Linked DNA regions of Homo sapiens: all the other regions are linked to region 3. The links are chromatin loops, found by intact Hi-C in ENCODE. Cell type or tissue: B cell. All regions are shown on one strand. Each heading gives the region's core, and the rest is flanking DNA. Links, peaks and the distances in the headings are about the cores only. Region 1 overlaps LOC105369890 (a long non-coding RNA gene). Region 2 has its middle 68 kb from the start of LINC02399. Region 3 overlaps LOC107984543 (a long non-coding RNA gene).

Region 1 (10,462 bases), core at 2,896-7,895, 170 kb after region 3:
GGGGTTCTATCCGGTTGGATAGGCAAGGTAGGGTCAGATAATGAATGGACCATCTCAAATGCTGGGCTAAGTAATTTGGGCTTGATTAGAAAGGCTGCAGTGAAAAAGCATACATTTTTAAGCAAATGGTGTGTTACTGGAGGTTCTGTAAAGACTTACTTAGCTTTAGTGTCAGAGAATTAACTGTGACAGACAGAGGCTGAAAATGTGTTGGAAACTGCAAGTCTGTACAAGAATAAAACTCTAGATTTGAGGGAATGGCAATGTAGAAATGAACACTAGCGATCATAACAAGAAAAGATGGTACTGATTATTAGGGGAGGAATAGAGAAAAGACTCAAAAATAGGTCTAAGGTTTAAGCTTGAGTGACTTGGAAAATGTAATGGAAAACAATGAAGCTGAACTTAAAGCAAGAAAAGTTTATTCAGGTGGGAATGTGCCTCAGTTTGATTTTTGGACACTTAGAATTAAAGCAGGGTGTTCTGATGGAAATGTCCTGGAAATATGGAACAAGGCTGACTGAAAAATTAGTGTTGGAGATACAAAGTTTGGATTGGTAGACATGAGAACTTAAGCAATGGAAATAGATGCATTCTTAAGAATGGAAATATAATATAGAGAGAAAATAACTGAAAATGGGAAATTAAGACCACTAGAGTTATGTTTAAAGATTTCATTACATCTGAATGGAAATTGGAGGATATATGCTAGTTTACCCAAAAGACAGCCTGTTTTGTTAATTTAACACTATACCAAGCTAGGAAAGATAACCTCTTTCTCCATGGATCCTCCATTGAACTTTGGCTCTTTAGAATTCCCTCATTCCTTCTTTGGGAAAGTGGAATGGGAAAGTCAAGGGTGCGAGGGGAGAATAGGTGACATCTCCTGGATTTTCTCCTCCTATTCCACCCCATCCCCCCACTCTATTTTCTACATACTTAGATTTGGGGTAAATTCTCATTGTATTTCTATGTCAAGACCTGAATCCCTCTGGATGGGGGTAGTATATTATGTCAGTGGACAGTTAAACTCATCATCTTTTTTATTTCTTTTTGTTTTTTTTTAATCTGATGACTGAAGACAGCATCTCTCTTTCTGTTTCAAAAGACCTAGTAAAGAGTAATGAGAAAAATTTGAGAGGGCCCAGGGGATGCATATCTATAGATATTTCACACCACACTCAGGCAGCTTATTGTCTTTAGTTCCAGTAAAAATAGACCATTGGGAACAAATTCAAAATCTGTGGAATCTGGTGTTAATGTGAAGTGACTCTTGCTCTTGCAAAGAAATATGCTTTAGAACTCTTCTCTAGAACTCAGATGTTTTATGAATGGTGATGAGGATAATGAAGCTAATAATTATAAATAATAATCCTATGTGTTAGAAATTGTCTCCTTGATGATACAATTGTTCCTCTACTCTTCTCACATTTTAATTAGAACATGCCGCTGCTTTAAATTGGGAAGAGGCAGTAGTCTGATAAGACAACACATATTAGCACTGTCCCCACTTCATACCCTCTTGGTTACAGCCACCATGCCACTGGCCTTCTTCAGTTTCAAACTAGATTAATTTTCAAGAGGAAGATTTCCTAGGTAGCTCTTGGATCCAGAAATAAACTGGCAACTGGTAAAATTCTTGTTGTAACTTCCACTGCAATTTCAGCATAACTCTGTAGCAAAGGTTGTGTCACTTGAGAGAATACAGTGACCCACAGGGAAATTTCAAAAATTTAGACCACTCTGATAGAACAAAGCCTTTTCAACCCTGCAATCAATGGCCGTTTAAAAAAAACAAGTACACAATTTAGATTGTCACTCAAGGACTAAAATACTAAGGAGATGATTTTAGATCTGTAATGTCTTCCTATAAGTTATATAATAATAACTTAAAAAGAGTAAGCAGGGTGTACTTTTTTATTTCTCTTGGGGAAGAACATAGTGAATCAATAATTACAGTTATTGGTAAAGTATAGAAAAAGTTTAGCATATAGAGTAACATTTACATTTGTCTCTTTCATTCAAATATCCTCTATTGACAAAGACATTTTTGGTTGTGAAGGGGAAGGGAGAGTTTGGGGGAAACAGAAAGAGCTTGAGATTACTGTGAGTTCTGAACTCAAATTCCCACTTTGCCACTTTCTGGCTTTGTGGCCTTGAATAAAATATTTACTCAGATTTTTCTTCCTTTTATTTCTTGGTCTGTAAAATGAGGACCAATAATGATTGCTTAACAAGGTTTATGCAGATTAACTAAATGTACTTGGCACATAATAGATGCCTAGTAAAAAGAGAATATCCCTTTACTTGCAGTTGTGAAAGTTCGTATGACATAATTGTATGACTTCTTCTTTTAATAATTCCCCATTTCAAAATCTCAGCTAGTGAAAACATCCAAGGATAAAAGAGCTAAGGAATCAACATTTGTTTATTTTATAGCTGTAATATCACACAACAAATATGCAGTGATTTTTGGTGCGTGATCTTCAAAAAAAATGAAAAAGTGTGAACTAGCAAAAAGTCTCACTATATCTGCTACTTAGTTTTTAAGCTGGGTTTTGAGTTATCTAAGCTACTATAGAAAATGTTCTGAAATTGAGGATTTTTGTAAGAGCCACACAAACTCCTTTTGTAGTTTAAGTGGGTCCTCCCAGTTTTCATTGTAAGATTGAAACTCAGGTGCTGAGGCTGCCTGGTACTTTACCTAAACCTAACCTATATTATTATTGTTCTGTTGGGAGAGTGGTTTAGAAATATAAAATATAGTAGAAAAAGCATTGGTTTCTAGACAAGGCATCCAAATGCATTTCTTGCTTTGTTACTAACTAAATTATGTAATTGATCTTTACTTCTTTGGGCCTAAATTCCTTGTTGGTTCTATATCAGCAGTTCTCAGATGCTGGTCTCAGGACTTGGACTTCATTAGAATTACCAGGGATATATCTTTAAAATCACATTTCCGAACCTACCTTCCACCTTCTGAATCGCTAGGAATGGGGTCAGGAATCTAGGGTTAACAAGCTCTGTAGGTGCTTCTGAGTAGTAACTGGGTTTAGAAACCAGTGAAGTCTTTCCAAATCTTCCTTGCCTGCAGATTTGAAGTCTCTTTCAGATTTTTTACTTTCAACTAGGCTTTTAAGTACTATGGAGGTGGTTGCTCTCCCAGCCTTCAAGTGACAATCTGGGCTATAGGAGAAGCTTAATAAAAAAACAATTTTGTGAATCAAGTAATTTGATTTCCTTGTTGGCATTGAATTCTCTCCTTGGGTAGCCTCCAACTTTCTCAGATATCAATTCTTTCTCAGTTCTTAAGAGAAACAAATTAGCTTTAAAGAATTGTTGCTTAAAGTTTTCCCAAATACATAAGTATTAAAAGTGTATGGCAGTATTCATAACCGATTGTATTACTCCTAATGATATCGTGCCTTGACTTGATTTAGCCCCTGTTCCGATCACATATACCTGTTAAAAATTGCTTTTCAATTGCCTTTGGTTGGAAATGATGTGTTTAATTGATTTTGGGAACTGATTCTATCCTATTAATCTTTGACATGCTATGGTATTAAGTTTTTTAAGCTCTCAAAAGGATAGCTTAAAAAATAAGCTCTTATTGTAGAATATTTAGGGAGCATAAAAAATTATAAGGAGAAGGCTGGGGCGGTGGCTCAGGCCTGTAATCCCAGCACTTTGGGAGGCTGAGGTGGGTGGATCACGAGGTCAGGAGGTCAAGACCAGCCTGGCCAACATGGTGAAACCCCATCTCTACTAAAAACTACAAAAATTAGCTGGGCACAGTGGCAGGTGCCTGTAATCCCAGCTACTCGGTAGGCTGAGGCAGGAGAATTGCTTGAACCCAGGTGGCAAGGTTGCAGTGAGCCGAGATCACGCCACTGCACTCCAGCCTGGGTGACAGAGTGAGACTCCGTTTCAAAAAAAAAGAAAAAAAAATTACAAGGAGAAAAATGGAAATTACCCATAATCTCATTACTCAGAAACAACATTCAATATTTCAGCACATTTTTTCTAGTTATACAAGCATACAAAAAATAAATATTTGGGATATTTTCCAAATATGTAATTTTAATTATTCTTTTTCCACTTAACATTTTATATTGAACATTTTCGTATGTTATTTTTCTTAAAAACAAACAGTTTTAATGGTTATATACTATTTCTATAATATGAATAGACCATAATTCATGCAATCACCTTCTCATTTTTATATGTAGATGGTTTTTAACTTACTGCTCTTATAATAATGCTATAATGAACATTTCCAGAAATGATTCTTATCTGCATTTCTTACTATTACCTTGGCATTTTCTCCTAAACAAGAATTACTGAAACAATCTGAATTTTTAAAGGTTCTTAATATGTATTATAAACTACTTTTCAGAAAATTAAAAAAAATCAATAACAGGACTGAATGAGTCCATTTTTCTTAATACTATTTTTAATAGTTATTGTCATTGAAAACAATCTTTGCTAATTGAAATTCTTGGTGTTCATAACTTGCTTTTCATTAAACATTAGTGAAGTTGAAGAGTTTCCTTACTTGAGTCAATTATATGTCTTATACTGTAAATTGTCTTATAGTCTTTTTCCATCTTTTCCTATTAGATGGTTAAAGCTTTTATGTGTTAATTATATATATATATAAAATTTTTTTTTCAGAGTCTCACTCTGTTGCCCAGGCTGGAGTGCAGTGGTCTGATCTTGGCTCACTGCAACCTCCGCCTCCAGGGTTCAAGTGATTCTCCTGCCTCAGCCTCCTGAGTAGTTGGGATTACAGGTGCCTGCCACCATGCCTGGCTAATTTTTGTATTTTAAGTAGAGACAGGGTTTCACCATGTTGGCCAGGCTGGTCTCGAACTCCTGACCTCAGGTGATCCACCCACCTCAACCTCCCAAAGTGCTGGGATTACAGGCGTGAGCCACCATGCCTGGTCTGTATCGTCCTTTAATGTGATATGGTTGGCAAATATTTTCTAGTTGGCTAGTAGATTTTTAATTTATTTGTGATGATGACAATATTTAATGGTATTAGGAATATTATGTTATTATACTATAGTCCACTATACATAAAGACTTATCTATGGTAAAAAGAGGTGGAAAATCCAGATAGTACAGATCTTTAGTACATTTTAAATTTGTTTACGTGATTCACATGGCTTGACTTTTGACAAACATATGCCTCCTAGAGCTAAAAGAGTCCTCATAGATTGTTTCACTTCCTCTTTCCTGGTAAGCAGGTCACCATGAAGTAAGAGCATGTCTTATCTTTGCATGTCAAGCATTATTTTGTGTTTCACTTTTATAGGAGAAGAAAAAGAGACATTATGTCATTCTTCTGATTGTGAATTTAATTAAAATCCTGATTCCTGGATGGTATCGTGGGCCTATTGAATGAGAATCTCTGGAGCTAGAACTGGAAATCTGCATTTTAACAAATAAGTCTGGTGATTTTTAGCATTCTAACATTGGAGAACTACTGGTGCTGGAGAGTTCAGATGACCAATGGTGAATTTTATCTCACATTACTAGCTTCTTCAGTTTTCTTCCCCTCAGTGCTCAGGTACTCAATTTGCATAATATTAGATTGTACTCTTTATATATTGGTTCAGAAAGGTTTTTAAGTGTGTGCTGTGAATCTGAAGCTAGATGGAAACTCACTCAAAGCAGGAATTGTAATACCCGGTTTTTGTTTTTTTAATCTCCTTAGACAACTTTGCATAGTGCAACAAAGTTATTGACTCATAGAGATTCAAAGTACCAAAGAAAATGAGATACTTAATATTTTAAAAATATAAGCCTATTTTCTGTATGAGAAAATGGAGGTAGAGTTTTAAAGTCTTTCAAAGTTTGTCAGGTTTCATGGTTTTTGATTTATTATTTTTTGAGGTTTTGGATGATGAACCTTGACTGATACTACTCCAGTGATATTTTTAAAAGTATTTTTATAAGATGTTTTAGAGGTGTCTCTTTTGTAGGAAAGAGACATGAGATAGTAAATTAGAATTTTTATTTAATTTAATCCAAGAATTTGAGACAGTACCTCTTCACAGAGAATCAAAAAATAGCTTGATTTAATCTGCAGTGTACCTATCTCTGTGCTTAAAACTGTGGATCTATTTCAATGGAATGGAACACGATCCTTATCCTTGAAGAACTTAACTGTATTTTACTTGCACTTAATTTTTGGCATTGTTTTACATGTTACTTCATATAATTTTACACTCTATAATTATATTTCTGGAACATTTGCATTGCTCTCATCTGCTTTAATAATGCTATTGCTGATTTATATTCATATATAATATCATGTTCTTTTCAAAGCCTATTTATGTATATGGTTCTAGGAGAGCCTCAAGAACTTAGTATAATATTAATAGAATTTTTTGAGTGTTTGATTCATGTGTGACTCTGAGCTTCACATGAATCCCATCACCGAATTATCACAACAATTCTATAAAGTAGGCTGTGTTATTATCATCTCCTATTTACCAGGTGTGAAAACAGAGCTGAACAAAGTTATTTTAAGAGCTGCAGTCTGACTCAAGAGCATACAGTTTACCTTAAGATCCCCTAGTCTAAACCATTAAACACACTGCCTCCTCAGCAGCATAGGTAGTTGCAAAAACAATTGGACAGATAGTCAAATTCTTGTCTACTTATATTGCTCAGATAGAAGGGGGCATATTTGCTGAACTTGCTCTGCAGTACTCAGTAGAATATTTTCTGTAGGTTAATATAATCCTTGGATGATAGTCAAAAGGTGATCAGAACCCCCACCCCTGCCCTTGATCTCTCCGAAGCCAGGCAATATATTTTTATTCAGTTACTTCTTTTAACCTGAAGTCACCAAATAGCATACTACTAAATGTATAAAGCAAAAACTATAAAGCAAAAAAAGAGAGATTCCAATATACATATTCAAAATCAGATCACATAGAGAACACAAAAGTAATGACACAGAAGAAATAAATGTTATAATCAATAACATTGACTACTAGCCAAATACAGAATTTTTCATCCTTCAAATAGATAATATTATTTTTTAAATATCTCTGGAATATTCACAAAAATTGATCATGTTCATAGCCAAACAAAAACAAACACAGAAAAACTTAAAACCAAAAGTGGAGATTTTACAATCCATGTTCTCAAATAGCTATGTAACTCAAAACTTATGAAACATAGTAAAAGTTCGGAAACATTGTACTTAGATGCAATTTATAGCTTTAAGTGGCACCATTATTAAGAGATGGCTAAAAATAGGGTTTTTTTGTACTCATCCTAAGAAATTTAAGGACCCATGAAGCCGGGCTTGGTGGCTCACGCCTGTTATCTCAGCACTCTGGAAGGCCTAGGCTGGTGGATCACCTGAAGTCAGGAGTTCGAGACCAGCCTGTCCAACATGGTGAAGCCCCGTCTCTACCAAAAAAATACAAAAATTAGCCAGGCATGGTGGCACACGCCTGTAATCCCAGCTACTTTGGAGGCTGAGACAGGAGAATCACTTGAACCTGGGAGGCAGAGCTTGCAGTGAACCAAGATTGTGCCACTGTACTCCAGCTTGGGCGACAGGCGACAGAGTGAGACTCTGTCTCACAAAAAAAAAAAAAAAAAAAGAAAGAAATGTAAGGACCCATAATATAAATCAGAATGTATTAATAAAGATAAAATCAAAAACTTATGAACAAGAAAATAAATGGAAAATCTAGAAAGACTAAATAAACCTGGAACTTGGTTATTTGATAAGGCTATATAAAATAGATAAATCTCTCATAAGCCTGGTTAAAGGAAAAACAAAAAAGATGCAAAATAAATAATAAAATATTAGAAAAAAGAGAAAAATGACAGTAACATGTGGAAGACAGTAAAAGACATGAGAAAATCTTCATGAAACTCGATTGTAACACGATTGATAACTTAGAGAAAATGAATATTATACTAAATGTAATTCACTAAAATTGATCTAAAAGAACAACTTTCGTATGCTAAATGCTATATAAAATACTGAAAAATGAATAAAAATAAACCATTAAAGAAATTAATAGGACCCGATGTCTTTGTGGCTGAGTTTGATCAAATCCTTAGAGATCATGTAAGCTAAATATTTAAACCTCATAAAAAGCCAGCATAATCTTAATGCTTAGTAAGGGTAGTGCAGATAAAACACTACAGTCCAACTTCCTGTGAACATAGTGGCAAAAATTCAAATTCAAATATAAAGAAATGGAACTCAGCATTGTATCAAAAAAATGGAAACTATAATACACTATCACTAAGTAGGATTAATTCCAGGAATGCAAGAATGGTAGAAAATCAAGAAAATTATTAGCATGATTTTATATGTTGCAAGAGAAAAATCATGTTTTATCAATAAAGACAAGATTCTTAGAAGGAATTTGTTAAAAATTTTCAGGCATTCCTAATAAAAACTATGTAAAATAGGAAAAAGGAAAAAATGCCTTATCTATGATTAAAACCTACCAAAAACCAACAGCAAACAATTAAAATTGTTTGTGCTAACTATTCACTAATATAAAAAGAAGAAAGCAATATTTACCTTCAATAAGAAAGTAAAATAATTGGTATAAATTTGGAAAAGAGATAAAATGACATCGTATTGCAGATAATATACTTCTGTACTTAGAAAACCTAAAAAAAATTCCACTATTATGAATTAGAAGAAGAAAATTTGGTAAGTTGACTGGGTATATAATATTTCAAAGAACCTAAGATATTATATATTTTAAGATATCTGTTACTTTATGAACCACCAAGAAGGAAAAAACAGTGTCAGAATTAAGAGGTCATTATTATAGAATATGTCCCATTTTCAAAGATGTTAAAAATGTGTGTTTCAGAATTGATGATATAAGATAGATATTTAAAAAGCAATAGTTTTGTGTGTGTCTGTTGGGGGGGTGGCAATAACCACTTACTTGCTAAAAAAAAAGCTATTTAATAGTTAGGATTAAATTCATCAAGAAATATATAGGACCTACATGAAAAAAACTCATACATTTTCATGTAAATATATAGAACTCCCTAACCAAATAGATCAAGATGCCATATTTTAGATGAGAACAGTTAAAATTGTAAAAACATCCACGCTCTCAAAATTAATATACAAATTCAACACAATGCTGGAGTGTACTTAGGGGGAAAATTTGACAAGATTATTTAAAAAATCATATTGAAGAATAAATATTCAGTATTACCAATAAAATTTAAAAAGCAAGAATAGTGAGGAGAGATTAAGCATAATAGACAATAAACCATTCTGTAAAATTACCATAAACCAAATGGGGAGGCAATTGGCATGGAAATTGACAAACTGATTAGGAGCAGAAAAAAAGACATCGTATTTTAAAATTCAATGGGAAAAGATTGTTTGTTCATATATGGTGCTGGTAAAAACTGGCTTTCTACCTGAAAAAAATAAAATAAAATTAGGCCCTTACCTTTGGCCTTGTCAATTCTGGATAGATTAAATCACTACTTATAAAAAATAGAATAAGAAAATTCAGGGGGCTATATGTAAAAATCAACAGTTGAGAAAACATTTGCAACACAAATGACAAAGTGCTATTACCTATAATATACAATGAGAGCTTGCAAATTGATAACAATAAGACAAGCATACTACAGAAAAAGGAATGAAAAATTTGAATAGTTAATTCATAGGGAAGTAAGCCCAGATGAACAATAAACAAGTAAAAAGCTGTTCAAATTTTTTACTAGTTAGGAAAATACAGATGAAAGGGAAAATGAAATCATTCTTTTTACACATCAGTTTGAAAAATTTTAAAGGAAGATTTATACCAACTATAGGTGGATATTTGTGAAAGAGAATATTCACATGCATGGTTCGAAGAATGTACTTTTTGAAAAACAACCTGGCGATTTATTTTTTTAAAAATATACACATCATTTGACTCAGCAGTTCTATTCCTATGATTCTGGACTATAGAAATAAAAGTGCAAATAATATAAAGGATGTTTATTTCATCTCTGTTTCTAGCAGCACAACACTGAAAAGGTGAATAACCATTAATAGAAGAATGGGTGAATAAACTGTGCTATATTTGTAACATAGAGCATTATAAGTCTACTAAAAAGAATAAGTTAGACCTGTATCATCTAAGTTGAATGGATATTCTGTATTGTTAAGTGAAAAAAAGCAAGATGTAATTCTTGCATATAATGTCATTTTGGTAAAACAAATAATGACAATGATCCCTTTACCCCTGCATGTGTCTATGAGTATGGAAAAATGTGAAACTATACGTTTAACATTTGTTATCTAGATGAGAGGTGAAAAGGGGCAGAAGGAAAAGACAGGGAGAAGAAAGAAAAAAAAACAATATATAAAGAGTCATCTTTGAGCAAGAACATGAGAAAAAAAGAAAAACAACAATAGCAAAGAAACAAAAACTTCTAAGAGTTTGGA
Region 2 (10,462 bases), core at 3,570-8,569, 120 kb after region 3:
CACTTGATGCTTGCTGTGCCTCTTACGCTGTGATCTTGGGGGAATTAGTGAATTTCTTGAAGCCTTAGTTTTCTCATCTGGAGAATGGATGCAATTATTATACAGTACTAGGCACACTGAATTGTTGAGGGACTAATTGAGGTCATGCATATAAAATACTTAACATGGTGCCAGGCGCATAAAAGGCTGTAAGTAAATGCCAGCAGTGATGTTGTTATTGAAGCTGCTAACACCAGTGCTACACTGAGTTTTTACCCATTTGTATAAGTTGAAAACCATTGAGAGAGCACAGACTATTCAATGATTGAGCCTATGAGATTTTGGTCATTAGGCCAATTTAAAAAAGGGAAAAATATATAATGATCAATGAATATGTAATGTTCTTCATAGACCCATTTATAATGCTGCAAATGGATTCAAGGTACTTTTTTGGTAAAATACTCAAAAGTATGAAAATTACTTTTCTTTTCAGGCCCACCTTAAGTTCTTTTCAGGCCCAAATCAGTTGCGTTGTGTGTGGGTGGGGGGGTGGAGGTATGTTTTGCTTTACTGATATTGTGAACTTCTTTTCCTTGTAGTTTATTTAGACTGATGACTCTGAAGAAGAGGTATGCTGCATATAAATATGTGGTTCTCACACATGGGTAGAATAGTGTACGACTGTCACATGATTGCAGTTTTCAGGATGATTTTATTGTCAATAACAAGGAGTGCCTTCTCACTGTGCCACAATGAGCACTGTTGAAATTTAAGAGGAATTTATAGAATAACAATTAATTTTTATATTGGTTAGGGAAAAATCTACTTGGTGCTTGAAAATTTAAGGTCATGATAATTTATTGCATCTTATGATATCAAGTTGACCACTTACTAAACTTTTTACTAGAAACAAATCCTTTATATCTTTTTTGGTATTTCTGTAGATAACATACTTTTTTGAATCCTCTGTGAACATTCAGAATTAGAAATGTAGCCAAAAGACTGAAAAACTGGCATTGAAAAAGTAGCTTCTTTGGAAATGGAATAAAAGCAAAGTTATCCATATCAACCTTGGTACCTCACTTTGCAGGAGCTGATAAAATTCTCTTTCCTTTGGCTGCAATTTATCTCTTGCTAGTTGTACAATACCAGATTGGTATCTTTGCTCTCTAAGAAACCCTATCTTGGTTCCCAAGTGCTTTATTGGTACGGATCTATTCTGACTTTGGCATATTGCCAACCAGTTTGACATATTCAAGAGTCTGAGTGAAAATATTCTAGGAACATTGGGAGATGTTTTAATTGCCTAAGATCCACTAGTAGGCATTTCAGAATGTCTCCTAGCTTTTGATTACTGACCAAATCAGGAATTAATGATCTGCCATTTTCCACATTATTACTTACAAATTAAGAATTGACATTTTATGCTAATATATTCCTGATAAACTTTGCCAGTTATTTTTCTTTCTAACAAATCAAAAATACATTTTCAATTAAATAATGACTTGAAGATGGGAACTACCAACCCACAGACCTAGGTAGCTGGGGTTTGTCTTTGTTGCTGTTATTCAGAGGCAAAAAGACTTGTTAGGGTGTTTGTTGAGAAGGATGTAACTATGACACTTTTGGCTCAGTCTACCATTACAATTACTAATGAGAGTTTTGGGGCGTGGGGAGCAAGCCTAAGATTGTCCTTAAGTAACAGGACAAGAAGCCTTCAAATGGTGGTGTTGGGGGTCAGAGTTGAGGATATAAAAATAATTCAGCACAAATTATATTTTATGATCTTCCTTGTTGCCTTTCCTTGCCTGAAATTTTGTAAAGATGATATCAGATTTAACTGAACTTTAAGGCAGCCTAAAGGGGGGGAAGATAAATTACATATATGAATGAATATGACCAGCCTTTCCTTCATACTCCCAGAGCTTCTTAAAAAAAAACCATGTGCTTCACTGTAACATATTTCACTTTACAATTGGGCATGTTTACATTTAAAAAATTGTAAATTCAAGAGGGTAGAGCATGGCCTCATTTGTTTTTGCCTCCCATCTATGCCCAGGAGGGGTTTGTTGACTGTGTAGGAGTTAAGGGGGCAGTACCATACCTTTACCTTGGTCATGGTAGAAGTTATAGGATTATGATCACGTTCTCCATATAAAAATACCCACCACATATCTGCAACCCCTCTCTCCTATTCATCAGGCATTGCTTCCCCAACTCCCTTCTCCACATGTATCAGGGCATTTTGCATCCTCGAATGTGTTGTTTCACATGTATTCATCCACATTTGCCATATTTTAGTGGAGCAGACACCAAGATTTAGGGCAAGGGTTGAAACTTACGGCTTGTATAAGATAAACTGTAATAGGACAATTAATATGTTCCAGACAAGATAAAGGAAAATCAGCTTTGCCAAAGATTGATTGATAAAGCAAGTAAGAGAGGAGATCCAGTTAGAGAAACATAGAAACAGAAAAACCCTAAGATATAGAGAAGCAAAGGCAGAAATGGAGACACATTCGTGTGCGTGCATGTGCACATGGACACACACACACTCACACCAGCATTCTATGCCAGAGCTGAATCTTCATGAGCATTTTCCTTAACTTAGCCTCTTCATGTTTACTTTTTACGCTAGCCTTTAAAAATTGAGATATCTGACTTATGCTCTTTTTGCAGGAATGTTTTTAAAGATTATTTATTTAAAAAATAAAGACCTGCAAAACACTGAGAGATCCTCATAGACAGTAATCATATCTGTCACATATAAAGCATGTACTTATATTTATTATTATAAGTGTTATCTATAATAAGTGTTATATATTCTAAGTTTTTTATAAGTTTATAGATCGTGTATGGGAGGAAAACATCTAGAAAGAGTCTGGTCACTTCTATGTCAAATAAGCAACCACCAGCTGCTGGATAAACTGCTTTTTTATTCTTTTAGGCTCCTTCCAACCCCAGCTATTTCCTCTGACCCTTTCTTTTTAAATTTTTTTTTTAAATGACGGAAGTGAGGGTAGGAGGAGGCCAGATCAAAAAAGGAAAAAGTTCTTTTCATGATATAGACTTACAAGTAATACATCTTTTTATAAAACTGTTTATTTAAGGATAAAAGGGCTCATGGACATCTATGAAATGTAAATCTCGCATAAATGAATAAACAATGACATGTGGCTGCTCTGGCCAGGCGTATCATCATATGTAATGGAAAAAGAAATCCTATTGTTTGGAAATAGGTCTTTATATGTGATTTTAAAGATTTAACAAGTACTTATTCATAGGAAGGAAATGTTAGAATTCATTTTAGAAATTTTATTTTAATCAAATTTATAATTGATCACTTTTTGTCATATTAAAACACAAATATTTGATTGGAAAAAAGGAACATGTGACCAAATACACAAACAGCAGTAAATCCTGTAATGCAAACACTAATAAAACTATTACTACATATTTAATCTTTCCTAGGTAATTGCCAAATAATCTTCATTTTAAATGCTTTAAGACTGTCATTCTGTAAATCAGACTCTCTCCAACTCTAATTTGAAGTGATCCTTCTACTGCTATCAAGGAGTAACAGTTTCTAAATGTCCTCTTCAAACATTTGGTGAAGGAGAAGCAAGTTTCTATGTGTGTTACTTAGAAGTGGTAAGAAAACTCAACTGCAGCACTTAGGGAAGCAGAGGCAGGCAGATCACTTGAGGTCAGGAGTTCGAGAACCCGGGAGGCGGAGGTTGCAGTGAGTAGAGATCGCACCACTGCACTCCAGCCTACGCGACAGAGCAAGACTCTGTCTCAGAAAAAGAAAAGAAAAGAAAACTCAACTGGAATGGATTGAAATATAACTTATAATTGATTATGGTTTTTAAAGTGAATGAAAATAAGTCAAATTAGGGATTTTCCTAAGAGTTACAAAGCAATTACTGATATTAGGATATAACCTTGGAAGTCAGTCCAGTTTCAACTTGACTCTCTCTCACTGCATCATCTTTATTACTGATCAGTTAATAGTTAATTCACATTAATAATCCTGGGAAGGAAGCACTGAAGTGTCTTCCACCCTCACACACTTACACACACACTCACACTTACTGAAAGTCATTGGTTCAAATATATACAGTGCAGTACTCTTCAATTTAAGGTCCAGAAGTTGTTAAGTTTGAAAAGTACTGCACTATTCTAAGACTATAAAAGAGTGTTAAAAGGAAAAACAGTGGCTTTTGTAATTAGAAAGGCTTTATGAACAAGGATATTTAAATAAAAAATTCCGGATATATGTAAATGTACCAGGACATGCCCTCTACAAGCATTGAGGTTTTTCTGGTTTCAATTCAAACTTCTGATTTACAAAGTAAGATATAAGCAGAAGTAGTAGCAGTATCAAGAGCTGTCACTTTTGGGGGGCTTACTACTTAATCTTCCTTGTACAAATTCCATGTAATTTTCACATTATGCCTGTGAATTTAGGGTTATTAATCTGATTTTATAGATAGAGTCATGAATCCAAAAAGGAGCAGAGCCGAATTTGAACTAAGCTCTACTTCACTCAAAGTCAGTGTTTGGTTTCAGAATTGTGTCTCTAAAACAGCACAGGCAGTTATGCCCTATTTACTGGAATATTTGTGTTTTAGCCAAGTTTGCTATAAAGTACACTTTTTTCTGAAAGCAGAACTCCATTTTGCCAATGGTTTATATTATACAATCTGAGACTGTTTACCAGTATACAAGTTTTATAAGGGCTGGGACATGTGTGTTTTTTTCATTGCAGACACAGTACCTGGCAGATAGGGGGTATTTAATAAATACCCATTGACTGAATTAAGTGGGGTAAAAATTATCTTGTAGATAATAGAAGCATGCTTAAGGGTTCAGAAAAAACTTAGCATGCATTTTAGGTTAAAGAGAAAATTTCTAATGAAAGCAATATTACTCAAATATGGTTACATGTTCAAAATATTAGTAAAATTTGACCGATTCTCCAAATTCTAGGAGATACAGTGAATTTTTGACCAGTTTTAAGTTCTGTTACATTAATTTTGACTCAATGTTATATACTCATGCTACATGCAGTTTGGTAATAATTTATTCATATCCATGTTAAGTACTCATATTTTTCCAAACATGAACTTCTCTATTTTTTTTATTTCTTATTCTAGCAGACATAAGAAAAAAAAATGAAAGGGAATAAAAGCAGAACACAGGGTGTGTGACAATCACTTCTTTTGTTCACACTAGTGAGAGAATCTTTCTATTCCTTAAAGTTAATCAAGCAGCAAGTATTTATTAAACACCCAAAGAGTGAAGTACACAAGGCTATTGAATAGCAGTAATCTTTAGGATTATCTTGTGTCAGCGCTTATTTTCCATGTTACTCATAAACGGAGAAATGTATTTATGATGGCTTTCCAAAGAGTTGATTAAAATGCTTAACACGATTCACCTTTTATTTAAAGATAAAATAATTGAATGGGGAATTCATGAAGAGCTCTTCTCAAATTTATATTATATAAGTGATGAGTATGCTGATTTTTACTCTCAGAACGAAAATAAATAAGAAATTATTAAAGAATCCCTTCCTTTAAAAATCAGATTACTATGTAAATTTTATATCATTTGTTTATGTGGTCAGAAATTTTGGGGAAATCCTTCAAACTATTTATCTGTAGCACAAACTAGAATCTGTCTTTTGCAGATTCTTATTGTGCACTAACTTATTAAAAGATTTGGGAAAATCCACTGTAAGGAAACTTGTTTATCTTTGTTGACCACAGTTTTCAATCTTGGTTGATGATGAGGTCTCCTGTCACCCAACACCTATGAACGTATTTGGGAGTGGGATACTCTGGCTGTACTCAGAAGAGCCATGGGGGTGGAGTTCCCTAGAGTCTTGGGGACAAATCCTCACAGGATGTCCTGCTAGGAACATGACCAGCAGAGTCATGGGAGTGGGGAATCTTATTGTTGAAGATCTCTGAGATCTTAAAACGGTAGAGCCTCCAGAATGCTGTTTCAGCCTGGCAGAGCTGAAGGCATTTGACTCAAACATATGCGAGCTATTGCATAGGCTGCACTCGGAAGAGCCATGGGGGTGGAGTCCCCTAGAGTCTTGGGGACACAAGCCTCACAGGATGTGGTCAAAGAAGGTTGTTTTCAGGCCTCAAGATTTAATGTTATTTGCCTGTTGGGTGTTAGACTTACTTGGGACCTATTACCCGTTTCTTCTTTCTTACTTCTCCCTTCAGAGATGGAAATAATATCTGTTTTGTACCTGTCCTACCATTATATTTTGGAATCATAGAACTTGTTTGATTTCATAGGTTCACAGCTTGAGAACAATTTATCTCAGGATGAGTCATACCTTGAATCTCACCTATATATGATTTAGGTGATATTTAGATTAGATGTTAGACTTAGACTTAAAGTTTATGCTGGAATGAGTTAAGACTTTTGGGGCTATTAGGATAGAATGAATTTATTTTTTATGTGAGAATAACATGAATTTTGGGGGATGAGGGGCAGCATGCTATAGTTTGAGTATTTGTGTCACCTCCAAAATTCAGTTTGAAAGTTAATCTCCAATGCAACAATCTTAAGGGGTGAGGCCATTAGTAGGTGATTAGGTCATGAGGGCTCTGCCACGTGAGAACAGGGTTCAAAGTGCCATTTTGGAAGCAGAGACCAGGCCCTCACCAGACACTGAACCTGTCAGTGCCTTGATTTTAGACTTTCCAGGCTGTGGGTCCATGAAAAAAAATTATGTTCCTTATAGATTACCCAATATCAGACATTTTGTTATGGCAGCACCAACAGACTAAGAGAGAAATGAAGTCAGGAAAAACCACTGACATATTAGAACATGGCAGAGGGAAGGACCGGCAAGTTATCGTAAGCACCTTAGAATTTGCCATTTAAAGAGATGGTAGATGTCCACCATCCTGCCCTTGTGCAGTGGGGATATAGGATGCAAAGGAGGATGAACCTCAGCTCCCTACTCATTTAGACTTGCTCATCTGATAAATAGGAGACTACTTCACTTAATGGCTTTCTTCTTCTGGAATGCTGCTGGAGTCAAACAAGAGTGATCAGCACATATTTTTTGACAATTCTTTTTCCACCATGCCCTAGATGAGTATCCCACTCCCAAATATGTTCATAGGTGTTGGGTGAAAGGAGGTTCCATCATCAACCAAGACTGAAAACAGTGGTCAACAAAGATAAACAAGTTTCCTTCCAGTGGATTTTCCCAGATCTTTTAATAAGTTAGTGCACAATAAGAATTTGCAAGAGAGATAAAGTTTGAAGCATTTCCTCAAAATTTCTGACCACAGTCTCTGTATAAGTCAGGGTTCTGTCTGTTTTTAAGTAACAGAAATCCAGCTCTGACAGGCAAAGGCCATAAAGAGAGCTTAGTGGCTCATAGAACTAAGAAGCCCAGGCATGGTTGAATTCTGAGGCCTCAAATGATGTCACCAGGGCCTGTCTCCCTCAGTCTCTTGGGCTCAGCTTTCCTCTGAGTTAGTTTCATTCTCACACAATCTTTCCTTATGTGTTGATCCTTGGCAGCTCCAGGCTTACATCATTTTTAAATCTACAAATTCCACTTGGGAAAAATACCTACTAGAGAATGGAACTTTTCTGAAGTGAATCATTTTTGAATTTAGAGATATTTAAATTGATTGGCTTCCCAATTCCCTGACATTCACCCTACTCCAAGTTAGTGCTTTATAATTTACACAATGTGTTTTTTTTTTATTACTTCCGAAGTCATAACCCAAAGTGGGTACCTTGGGTTAATGAAATAGGTTATGGATACATTGAGGTGAACATATAATTTTACAAACTCTATAGTATAGTACTTAAAATAAACCCTTAAAATATCTTAAGCTATTACTCTATAACCACTGACTATGAACCAATTTCTATTGAATTTTGTTAGAAAACTCCAGAAAATATATACCTATTTGAAAATTTTTAGTAGTTTTCAACTTATTGAAAATTTATGAGTAGACTCCAAATATATTTCATTGAATCACAGGATTCTTCATTAGTTTCTCAAATTGGTACTAAATCATCAGCATCACAACACTGGAAGGAACTGGTGAGTAGTCAATATGAAAGAGGTTTCACTTTAATTGGCCAACTAGTAGTTATTTTCATTTTGAAATGTATAATGATAATGACTTTATTTTTACATATGGGTTATTTTGGGGGATTTTGAATTTTTCAACCTAAGGAAATTGTTCTGTCAAGTTACAAATTGAATTCCCCAGTGAATGCTCATTTCTCTTCCTATGTATTTATTGTGTCCTTCTGGCCAGCTAGGAAAAGAACCATAATGAAAGCAAAATCATTTGGGAGTTTTATAGCTGGAATCTCCAACACTTTTGTCAGTATATCTTATGATACTACTTGGTAGTCACTGATGACAATTTCTTGAGAGATTTCAAGGTTCTTCAGCAGTTTCTAAATTATTAAAAGGAGGTCATCTATGCCTAACAATAAAACAACTAAATATTATTTATTTCATTGCTTCTAAAACTTGTTATTCACATAAAACATGTATGTATACTTCGGATTACTTGATTAAGCAGAACAGTCTGCAAGACAATAGAGTTCGCAATGAATTTCTTTGTGTCAAGCCTTTTGAATAAAATGCGTAAACTTTCTTCCACATTAAAGACCCTTTTAGGTAAGAGTGAACATTAATTGCCAAGGCTCTATTCAGATAATCTCATTGAATCTTCAGAATGACTTTATGAAAGGGGTAGCATTTTTTTAACCCCAGTTTTACACAGGAGGAAATTGAGACATAAAGAAGTCAAGTAACTAACATTACACAGTTTGTACATGGCATAGTTGGCTAGGCAGTCCAACTCCAGACCACTGATATTAAACACTGTTAATATAATGATTGTGTGTTTTACCTTTGAGCAGATCACTTGACAATATTACTTAAGGCACAACAATCATGGAAACTTTCAGATTTGCCTCAAAGGTAGGAGAACCCTACACACACATACACACACACGCACGCACACACACACGCACGCACACACACACACACACACAAAGGATTGCCTGATGGTTTACCACATTTTGGTTACTGCATGCCTTTTATTTTCTTGACTTGGGTTAAAAAGACTTTAACAAAGCTCTTATAAATAAGATACCAAGTAAACAAAAATCTCATATTTGTACTGTTACTCTAATAAGCTTAATAACAATAATCTACAAACATCTGCAATCATAAAATAAAAACTTCATTACCATTTCAATGCAGTCACTACAAATCCTCAGGTTAGCCAGTACACCAGCTGTGTCCTGGTGCTTCACAACACAAAACAGCAATTCATTCCAAATTACCACTCTCTGTTAGTGACTCTTGCTCACTGGCTCCCATCCCAAATACTCCTGCTGTTCAGGTCCATTGTTTCCCCTCACTGGAAGCCTTTTATTTCCTGGGAAAGATTAAAGGATTGTCTCTATGAAAAACTAGGCTAATCTTCTAACTTTTGATTTCCCACTATTTGTCCTCCAACATATTGGATGTACTCAGCTTTTCTTTTCCTCCATCCAGTGGCATTTAATATACTTTTCTGGAAAGTGTTTAGAATTCTTCACCCAAAGAATAAAATTGAAGGAGTTAACAAAGCTTATGCTAGTTTCTGGCTTTGTAAAATAAACTAGTCCAAGATTCAGATAATGAGCTTTGATCTCCCTATAGGAGCTTTGAGTTGAGAAAACTCCCTTTCCATCATTCCTGCCGTGGGCCTCTAAATCATGAAATTCCATATCAAATTACAGAGAGCTTCCCTCTGAGAGTTTATGGCCTTGGAACAGCCAGTTAAAAACCAGACTGGTGGAAAATGCAGGATAGTCTTTGAGCCACATGCAACATGTATACCAGCTTATAGAAATTTTATACTCCTTAAGAGATCATACTTAACAGGCAGTTTATTTTTATGCTGCAAAATACTTATCTATTCCTTTTCATTTGGAGCTTAAACTTTTTTGCAATCCAGAACACAATTGAAGAGAGGGAATAAGAGGATATTTGATCTTAGCCCAACTGATGATATATAAGATCTCAGAGAAACATTGGCTTTCGGATTTAACTACTTTAGTGCAAAAACGTAGCCAAGAAATTTGTTTCTTCTGAGGATGTAGAATGCAAGTCTATTAACTGTCAAAATAGAAGTCATTTAAATATTTCTTTTATTTACCATTTCTAATCAGGTGTTAGATAATATTGGGAGAAGTATTTTTTTTGGTATTATCTTCTGTTATGTTGTCATAACCCATTACCTTGTGTAGATGAACTCACACTGTTTTCCCAGGGACCCTGGGGATCAGCTTATAAAAGCCTCTTCAGATCTTAATCTGGGAGCCTTTTATGAGGGGGTGAATACCCTGTTGGATCTGGGAGCTTACTTTGGAGTCCATTTTCCTCTTGGACTATAGTAGCTGATTGAACCTGAGG
Region 3 (10,462 bases), core at 2,295-7,294:
CCCCTGGACCTCTGAGCCTTTCCATGTCCCCTTGCTCATGCTCTCTCTACTTAGCTGTTAAAAGATCTGCTCTTGCTGCACTGTCACTCTCCACTCTCCTCCCCCTGCTCAACTGGCTTCAGTCTATCCACCATCCTCTCACCGCAGCTGCTACCACTGCTGTTCTCAGAGAGGTGTGGAGGGGTTTCCTCCTCACCACTGCTCACAGCTCTGTTTTAGGATCCCTCTGTTAGCCTGTCTCTTAGCTTACAGGCATTCTGCCAAAGAATCTGGAGCCTTTCCTAAAGGATGGGTAGAAGTGAATTTGAGTGACACAATCATATGTCTCCCTAAATGGTTTCTTCTTCCCTACTAATAATAGGTATCAATAGGATTCTACGTATCTTGACCTTCTCCTACTTCAGGTGGGATCTAAAGAAAAGGTCATCTTCCCTTTTCTTTTTGGTGGAAGGGTATTCATTGTGGTTTCATAGGTTTTCCATCTCAATATTTCTCTCAAGAACACTAGCAGGAGTGTGATGAGCCCTGGCTATCCTGATGGCCCTGTGGGCACTGACCTGCACTCTGCACTCTCTGAGCCTGGCACCCCCGACCGTTGCCACTTCTGTCCCGAGTCTGTTCCCTGCCTCCCAGGTGATGAACAATGCCCTCTTCCAATGGCCCTCTGCCTTGATGTTGCTCCCCTGCCACCAAATCCTTACTTCTATGGCCCTTAGTGCCAACTTTGTGCCTTGAAAGAGTCATACCAAGTACACAATTAAACCAGTGAAGATGAGGAAGTCTGGGGGTGAAGACCACACAGGCCAGATCTGGGTGCACGGTATTGACAGGGGCCACAAGCAACATTATTGCATGATTGACTTTTGTGTTTCTGGCCTGAGGAGGAGACCAAGTCAGGACCCTTTGAGGAGAAGGTTATCCAAGTCCACCGTGATCCCTGTAGGTCAGCAGACATAGCTCTGGTTGCTGGGGGTAGCCAGAAACACTGGATCATCACCACAGAAAACTTGCAGGCTGGAGATACAATCCTGAACTCCAACCACATAGGCCAAATGGCAGTTGCTGCTCAGGAAGGGGATGCACATCCACTTGGGGCTCTGCCTGTGGGAACCCTCATCAACAACATGGAAATTGAGCCAGGCCGGGGTGCCCAGTATATCCAAGCTGCAGGGACGTGTAGTGTGCTACTGTGGAAGGTGAATGGCACAACCGTTATCCAGCTGCCCTCTAAGAGGCAGATGCAGGTGCTGGAAACATGCATAGCAACAGTAGGCTGAGTATCCAACACTGATCATAACAAACAGGTCACTGGCAGGGCAGGTCACAACCGTTGGCTGGGCAAGAGGCCTTCCAGTGGGCTACAGCACCACAAGGGGTGCTGGGCTGGCCGAAAGATTTGGCCACTACCCTTCATGAAGAGTTATGTGAAGCTGCCTTCTGATGCTGCCCAAAGCTGATATCCCTGTATTGTAATAATGTGCCCCCCTCCCCTGAAAAAAAAAAAAAGAGCACTAGCAGGTTCTTGAGCAGCTGGAACTCTTAGAAACTTGCTGTTTTACCCCAAGTTTCCAGTATGAGTATAGTGATTAGATTCTCCTTCTTCTCATCTTTTCTCTTTCACTGGCCCTCAAGGCACTTAAAATAAAGCCATTAATATTTCATGGTAAACCTTTGTTTTTATCATGCTCACTTCAGCAGCACATATACTAAAATTGGAATAGTACAGAGAAGATTAGTATGGATGACATGCAAATTCGTGAAGTGTTATATTTTTAAAAGAATGAAATGCTGTCACTTACAGCAACATGGAGAAACCTGGAGGGCAATATGTTAAGTGAAATAAGCCAGGCACAGAAAGACAAACACCACATACTCTCATTCATTTTTGAAATCTAAAAAGTTGTTCTCGTTGAAGTGGAGAGGAGAATAGTAGTTACCAGAGGATGGGGAGGGTAGGAAGGAGAGAGAGATGATGAGAGTGATGGTCAACGTGTACACATTTACAGTTAGATAGGAGGAATAAGTTCTCATGTTCTTTTGCATACTAGACTGGAGATGACAATAAAATAGCTAAAAGAGAGGTTTTTGAACATTCTTATCACAAAGAAGTGATAAATGTTAAAAGTGATGGCCATGTTAATTACCCTGATTTGGTCATTACACAATGCATACATGTGCAATCAAAATATTACATTGTATCCCATAAATATATATAATTAGTATGCATCAATTAAAATTTATGCATAATTAGTATGCATCAATTAAAATTTATGCATAATTACTATGCATAAATTAAAACTTTTAAAAAAAACTAGTTTTTTATACTATTGAAAACATAGTTCTATGCATTTTCTAAAATGCCACCTATGCCCTTCCTATTCAGAGCCTCTTGGCTTTAACACATACTGGCCAACTTGGGACCACAGAGGAGGAGCTAAAACATGAGGGATTGGTTTAGGAGGTAAGGGGAGACCCAACATTCATGGCTCTGGGCTTCGGTCATTTGTTCTCTTGTTGGACTTTTTAAAAATAATTTCAACTTTTATTTTAAATTCAGGGTGTTTATGCGCAGGTTTATTACATGGGTATATTGCATGATGCTGAGGTTTGAGGTATGATTGATCCCATCATCTAGGTACTGTACATAGTTCCCAATAGTTAGTTTTTCAAAATTTATCCCCCTCCCTCTCTAGTGGTCCTCAGTGTCTAATAGTAAACATTTGCTACGTCTAAGATTACATGTTAATGATACCGGAGATTACACATGTGCAAGAGGCATAGCTAATGCTTCAAACAGTATAGAGATGGGAATAATTTATATAAAACAGAGAATCTGGGATAAAATCTATGTACTTATATTATAAATTTGGGATTTTTCCCTAAGGAGATGATATTTGAAGTTTTACAAGAGGCATTCATTCATTTAGTCATCAAAAATTTGTTAAGCACCTATGTAATAAACACTTCTAGGTGCTATAATAATAAAATATGAGTGAATGGCAATGGGGAGTTATTTGTTAATGACTCTAGAGTTTCAGTTTTATAAGATAAAGAGTTCTGGAGATGGATGGTGATGGTGGTTGCACAACAATATAACTGTTGGCTTTTTTTTGTTTGTTTTGTTTTTGAGATGGAGTCTCACTCTGTTGCCCAGGCTGGAGTGCAGTGGCGTGATCTCGATCTCGGCTCACTGCAACCTCTGCCTCCTGGGTTCAAGCGATTCTTGTACCCTAGCCTCCTGAGTAGCTGTGATTACAGGCACCTGCCACCACACCTGGCTCTTTTTTTTTTTTTTTTTGTATTTTTAGTAGAGATGGGGTTTCACCATGTTAGCAGGCTGGTTTCAATCTCCTGACCTCAAGTGATCCTCCTACCTCGGCCTCCCAAAGTGCTAGGATTACAGGCATGAGCCACCGCACCCAGCCATAACTGTTCTTAATACCATTGAACTGTACATTAAAAATAGTTAAGATAGTATATCTTATATTATGTATATTTAAGCACAATAAAAATTGAAAACAAAACAATAACAAAATAGATAAATGAATAAATAATTTAAAAAAACATGAGGAAACAAAAAAAGACCTTTGCCCTCTATGGAGCTCATAATCTAGCACGGGGCAATAGACACTACATATTATATTATTTATACATTAGAAGGTCATAAGTGCTAGAGGAAAGGTAGGGGGATTAGGCATCTCTAGGTTAGTTGCTGTTTTAAAAAGAATTGTCAGAGTAGGCCTCTTACTCTTTGATCAAAGACATGGAGATGATGGAATTAGCTACATAAATATCTGGGTTCCAAAGCAGTGAGAACATCCAGTGCAAAAATCCTTAGGTAGGAGCATGCCTGGCACGTTCTAGGGATGTCAAGGAGGCCAGTGTGGCTGGGACAGGGTGGGGGCAGAGAGAGATAGGTAGGAGTTGAGGTTACAGTGGTAAAGGGAAGTCAGATCATATGGGTTCTTGAGATCGTTGGAAGGACTTTGGTTTCTACTCTGAGAGAAATGGGAACCATTGCAAAGTTTTAAAAAGGAGAACGGATGATGTGACATATTTTAAAAGGATAATTATTTACAGAGAGAATAGACTCAAGTGAAGAAGCAGGGTACCTGCTTAGGAGGCTGTTGTATTAGTCTTTGGGTGAAAGATGGTGGTGGCTTGGACTAGAGCAGTAGCAGTATTCGTGGTGGGAAATGGTCAGATTTTTACATATTTTAAAGGTAGCGCCAACAGAATTTCCTAAAGGATTAGAGGTAGGGTGGAAAAAAGAAAAGTCAAGGATGACTCTAAAGTTTTTGACTTGAGCACCTGGACTGTTGGAATGACATCATGGGAGAGGCTTTGAGTGAGCAGTTTTTTTAGGGGGAAGATCAGGAGTTCAGTTTTGAACACATTGAGTAAACTCTGTTATTACAATTTGGTTTTTTAAGTTGCACAAGTGAGGGCCATGGAAAATATGAGTCAACGGTATAGTATCTTTCACATAGTATTGGCTCAGAGTAGGCGTGTCCTTTAGATGTGGAAGAAAAAAGAGGATGTAAGATTGTAAGAGCTCTGTTGCTGACTCATGTTTTTCATGACTGTCACTTGTGCAACTTAAGAAAATTAACTGTAATCATAACAGCTAACAATATTGAGCTGTTACTATGAACAAATAGATGACATGTTAACTTATGCTAATGTGTGTAATTGAAGGAAATGTTAAATTGCAGTTAGAGGGTAGTGAGATTCCCATCCAAGTTCATGGAATCTGTCTTCTGTCCTTGGACTCCAGATTGAGAACCCTGCAGTGATTTTTAGTTTACAAATACCCCTGGGCCTAGATTGTTATCCTCACAGCAGTCTTAAGGAATAGGTCAGTGAGGTTATCCCTTTCATACTCGGAAGTCGGGAGTGGCTTGCCCAAGATAAAAACATGAATTCAACTTCCAGGTTCTCTGACTTCAATGCCAACAATTTCTCAATATTCCCTGCCACCCAACTTTCACTGATCATTTAAAAACTTACAAAAATGTTAGAATAGTACAGTACAATGAACACAGCATACTTTTAACCTATTTCACTAACTGATTATTGTGCCACATTTGATTTATGTCCTTACAAACACACACATACACATACACACAAACACACACGGGAGTTTTTTAGTGACTTTTTAAAAAGTAAATTGCAGGAATTCTGTCACATCCAAGTATGTTTAACCTGCATCCCTTAAGAATAAGAGCATTCTAGAGAACCCATAAATAAAGTCACACACCTACAACCATCTGATCTTGGACAAAACTGTCCAAAATAAGCAATGAGGAAAGGACTTCCTATTCAATAAATGGTGCTGGGATAGCTAGCTAGCAATATGCAAAGGAATAAAACTGGATACCTACCTTTCACCATATACAAAAATTAATTCAAGGTTGATTAAAGCTTTAAATGTAAGACCTCAAACTATTAGAATCCTAGAAGAAAACATAGGAAACACTATTCTGGCCACTGACCTTGGGAAAAAATTTATGATTAAGCAATTGCAGCATAAACAAAAATGGACAAATGAGACCTAATTAAACTAAAGAGTTTCTGTACAGCAAAACAAAAACAAAATAAAAACTATAAACAGAGTAAACAGACAACTCACAGAATGAGAGAAAATATTTGCAAACTCTGCATCCAACAAAGGTCTAATATCTAGTATCTATAAGAAATTTAAATAACTCAGTAAGCCAAAAACAAATAACCACATTAAAAAGGGGTCAAAAGACAGAATGGACGCTTCCCAAAAGAAGACACACAATTGGTCAACAAACATGAAAAAGTGCTCCACATCATTAATCAGAAGAAATGTAAACCAAAACCACAATGAGATATCATCTCACACTAGTCAGAATGGCTATTATTAAAAAGTCAAAAAACAATAGATGCCAGTGAGGCTGCAGAGAAAAGAGAACACTTATACACTGTTGGTGGGAATGTAAATTAGTTCAGCCACTGTAGAAAGGAGTTTGGAGATTTCTCAAAGAACTTAAAAAAGAACTACCACTTGACCCAGCAATCCTATTACTGGGTATATATCCAAAAGAAAATAAATTGTTCTACCAAAAATACACATGGAGTTGTATGTTTATCATAGCACTATTTATAATAGCAAAGTCATAGAATCAACCTAGGTGCCCATCAGTGGTGGACTGGATAAAACACTATGTGTGTGTGTGTGTGTGTGTATATATATATGTATATATATGTATATATAAATACGTATATGTGTATATATATATGTATATATATGTATATATAAATACGTATATATGTATATATGTATATAGAAATACGTATGTATGTGTGTGTATATATGAATATGTGTGTGTGTGTGTATATATATATATATATATATTTTCAAGATGAAGCCTCGTACTGTTACCCGGGCTGGAGTGCAGTGGCACAATCTTGGCTCACTGCAACCTCTGCCTCCTGGGTTCAAGAGATTCTCCTGCCTCAGCCTCCCAAGTAGCTAGGATTACAGATGCCCGTCACCACACCCAGCTAATTTTTTGTATTTTTAGTAGAGATGGGATTTCACCATGTTGGCCAGGCTGGTCTCGAACTCCTTACGTCGTGATTTGCCCACCTTGGCTCCCAAAGTGCTGGGATTACAGGCATGAGCCACCACACCCAGCCAGAAAATATTACATATATATATGTACATATATATACACACACACACACATACACACACACGTATATATGTATATATGCCATATATGTATACCCACACATACCATGGAATACTATGCAACCACAAAAATAACTAAATCATGTCCTTTATAGCAATATGGATGCAGCTACAGGCCATTATCCTAAACAAATTCATGCAGAAACAGAAAACCATAAATGAGAAAGCCTATTCTCATTTATAAGTGCGAGCTAAACATTGGGTCCACATGGACATAAAGATGGCAACAATGGACACTGGGGACTACTCCGGGGGTGGAAGTTTGAAAACTTAACTACTTACTACCTGAGTGATGGGGTGAATTGTACCCCAAACCTCAGCATCACACAATTTACCCATGTAACAAACCTGCACACATACTCCCTGAATCTAAAATTAAAGTTGAAATTTGCTTACAAAATGATTAAGGATATTCTCCTAAAAAACACATCTTTTCGTACCTAAAAAAACACATCTTTTCGTACCTAAAAAAACTAATAATAATAATCCAAACCATCACCTAATATAACCTCTATATTTAAATTTCCATAACTGTCACCAAATGTCACTTATAGCTGTATTGTTTTTCTTTGTAGCAACCAGTCTAGGATTATGTATAGCATTTGAGTTTGAGATCTTTCATCTCTTTTTACAGAATAGTTTCCCACTCTTTTTTTTTTTTTTTTTTTGCTTTTCATGCTATTATTTTTTTCTGAAGAGTCTAGGTCACTTGTAATAAAAAGTGTTCCAAATTTTGTATTTGTTTAATTGTTTTCTCATAGTTAGATTTAGGTTAAAGTATTTCTGGCAGAAAGAGTACACAGGTGAATGACAGGTTGCTCCATTGTCGGTGATACTGAGTTTAGTCACTTGATTAGGATAGTTACTGCCAGACTTCTTCATTGTAAAGGTAAACTTTCTACTTTTTAATTGATAAGCTATCTGTGGAGCAATACTTTGAGTTCAAGGTTTTAGCATCCGTTGATGATCCTTGACTGAATTAATTACTACACTGGAGAGTACAGAATTCTCGTTTTCTCCCTATACTGCCTGTAGACTAGGAATCTTCTGCTCCTAAAGCTGTACTTCTAGTGTTCTGAAACCAGTGTGCTCCACTGTGGATACCACCATGCAGTGGTAGAAGGAGCAAGAGGTGAGTCATGGAATCAGATAGCAGATAAAATGGCAGATCAGGTACTAGAGATGCTGGGCATGGCATATTATTGAGAAGCAAAAGAGCTAGTTTGGTGATACTAAAGTTTCAATTCTGTATTTTTTGGGTGGTCACACTTTGTATTTTCCATTCGTTAGCTAACTTTCCTTTCAAAATAGTGTTTTTGGGGGGGAAGGGAAAATAATTAAACACATTTGATATAAATCTATTTTTAATCCCTTTATTATAGTTTTCTGTTCTCTTTGCATTTTTCCTCTTGTTTTCTCTTCTCTTCTTTTCTCTCTTTAGAGCCCTTTCTTCTTTTTAAAATATCTGCTCAAAATTTAACTATGAATTTTCTGTTTTCTCAATTTACCTCTTCCAATTGATCAGACTGTAATTTTTCTTCTAGTTGATTGGTGCTTTTCGCTCTTCTAGGTAGGATGAGGGCTTCAGAAATTATATGGCAACTTTTAATTCTCACATGTGATGCCCTAGGCTCAACTCTTCATGTAATAAAACACCTTATTTTAGAAAATATTCATTTAAAAAGATATTACAACATATTCTCAAACAAACTTTGATGAGTTTAGTTGTCTCAGCACTACTCTGGCTATTTTAAAGTACATTATTTTGTTAACCACACCCTTTCACCTTTTATAAAGCTGAAAAATAGGAAGCGTTTTTTTCTTTTCATTTTTTGTCTTGGTAGTTTGTAACCACATTTTTTGCACTGTGGTTTCATGTAAGCGGTTGTTGATAATCAACTGATGAGTGTTGTTATGTACAAAAGTCATGCTTTTGAGGCATGGAAGTGAGTGAAAGAACATTTGAGACAATGTATATTTAACTCTACAAATAACATGTTTCTATGGTATGGAAGACAAATGATTTTCTCTAATTTTTCACCTGTCCAACAAACAGCACTTTGGTTGTTCAAAGATTATTGTCATGATTCACTTTGTAGTTTAAAATAAAGATTAGATATTTTTTGTCTTAGTGCAATTTAATTACTTATTAAAAAAAATCCCAGGAGGCTTTAGCAATTCCCTCCTGAATAATTTACAACTCAAAATGATAATAGTAATACTATAGTATATGACATTGTTTTAAATTAAAAGATGTAAGTTAATCGATTGATATGATTTTAAATTCAATTCTCTGAACGAAAATTAAGAATTAAGCTCACACATAAGGATTGGAGAAGGCCTTCTGTGGTGGCAGTTGTTAATGTCTTTCAGTGCTTTGGAAGAAAATTGCGGAAGGAGACTTTGGCTATGCCTCAGGGATGTCCTTGACACTGCACCTGCCACGTGATTTTTCCAGACAAGGAAGGCTATTTTCCTCAAAATGTGAATTTAATCCCTATGTAAACCTTCTGAGGCTAGAAATTCAGTCACATTATATAGTATAAATGATATTTTAGAAGAATATGTTGTTTGAAGAAGATCAGTTTTGAGCCTGTTTAATATTAACAAAGAATTTCCTAAACTTAGTTGCCCCTGGAAATTATCCTTTGTACTGAAAAACCCCCAAAACACAAAACATGTTAAAACAAAACAAAACAAAACAGTGGCACTTGTGTTCTATAGAATTCACTTTGGAAATTGAAATTTAGTGACTTTATTTTGGAAGTTAAAGTCTATACCAGATAGTTTTTGAAAGCACCTTCAATCCTATAACAATAAAATTCCAGTATAACATGTTAGCAAGATCTTGTGTTCAACATTGTGTTATAATATACTATAGATACAATTTCTCTGTAAGAAAAAAAATGTTGTTTACTAACGTAAATGCAGTTTTAAGGGGAATTAAAATGAGTTTTCGTTACATGATATTTTATTGGATGACTAAAAATGAGCTCATTTTAAGTGGAAAGACTGGTTTTATGATTCAGATATTTTTATTATAATTTAAAAAAGCATTTTCTTATAGTTTCTTTGAAATTAAAAAACAAGAAAACGTCAAAACCTGCCATTGAAGATTTTCTGGTGTCCTAGTGGCACTTTTCAGATGAAACTTTGAGAAACATTATTGTGATTTTTTAAAATAATAAAATGCTAACATGGTGCTATTGTATAGTCAAAATGTATAAGCAGTTAAATGTTACAGAATAGTTGAAAATATGTAAGACATTTATTTCATTGTTCCTTAGAAATTTTTTTTCATCAACCCTTGTTTCCTGAGCTAAACCAACCGAGGGACAAAAATAAGATTACAATGACAGAAAGTAGGAATTGTCTGTTTTCCTATTCCTTCTTCTTAAGCAGTACAGTCCTCATATATTCCTCTTAAATAGTTCTGGACATCCCTAGAACGTGGTCTCACAAAGATCAGGAACTAGTCCTTTTCACTTCTATGTGGGTTGATTCATTTTCTTCCTTTTCAGGTCATTATGGTGATGACACCAAAAGTGGCAATTACAAAGCCACCAGTGTTAAAGCTACTAACGTCATCCTCTTTAGGTTGCTTGATGTTGTTGCTGTTGGTCAATGTGGATAAGTAACAGCTGCCTCATCCTGCTATTGCTAAAGTTACCTACAGTGACAATGAAGTTGATCAGCACTCTCAATGACCCACTGAGATTTTGGTGGATAAAGTTGCTT

What was found. Hi-C counts contacts between places; a loop is a spot of excess contacts. Peaks named below come from ENCODE experiments on the same cell type or tissue, not always from the same donor. Only the 100,000 strongest peaks of a DNase experiment are listed, where the experiment ranks them.
Region 1: a loop joins it to region 3, with 5 times the contacts of the local background. A loop is called at or near these places in 2 of 110 quality-filtered maps.
Region 2: a loop joins it to region 3, with 5 times the contacts of the local background. A loop is called at or near these places in 9 of 110 quality-filtered maps.

What each region holds. Positions count from the first base shown.
Region 1 is chr12:89,922,080-89,932,541 of GRCh38, forward strand. LOC105369890 (a long non-coding RNA gene) reads left to right here. Exons shown (of 13, transcript XR_001749246.2): 3 at 5,321-5,575. Among named protein-coding and RNA genes, the nearest start is that of LINC02399, 20 kb to the right of the region's middle. In B cell, for the core only: no CTCF peak of the experiment used is centred there; DNase peaks (open chromatin) are centred at 5,342 and 6,590; H3K4me3 peaks cover 2,491 bases; H3K27ac peaks cover 3,515 bases.
Region 2 is chr12:89,874,812-89,885,273 of GRCh38, forward strand. No RefSeq gene overlaps it. Among named protein-coding and RNA genes, the nearest start is that of LINC02399, 68 kb to the right of the region's middle. RefSeq lists enhancers at 5,798-5,927, 6,008-6,077, 8,913-9,838. In B cell, for the core only: no CTCF peak of the experiment used is centred there; DNase peaks (open chromatin) are centred at 4,330, 6,090 and 7,360; H3K4me3 peaks cover 3,406 bases; H3K27ac peaks cover 5,000 bases.
Region 3 is chr12:89,752,377-89,762,838 of GRCh38, forward strand. The region is part of intron 2 of LOC107984543 (a long non-coding RNA gene); the gene reads left to right. It also overlaps the pseudogene MRPL2P1 and the pseudogene RNU6-148P. Among named protein-coding and RNA genes, the nearest start is that of ATP2B1-AS1, 49 kb to the left of the region's middle. In B cell, for the core only: no CTCF peak of the experiment used is centred there; a DNase peak (open chromatin) is centred at 4,505; H3K27ac peaks cover 597 bases.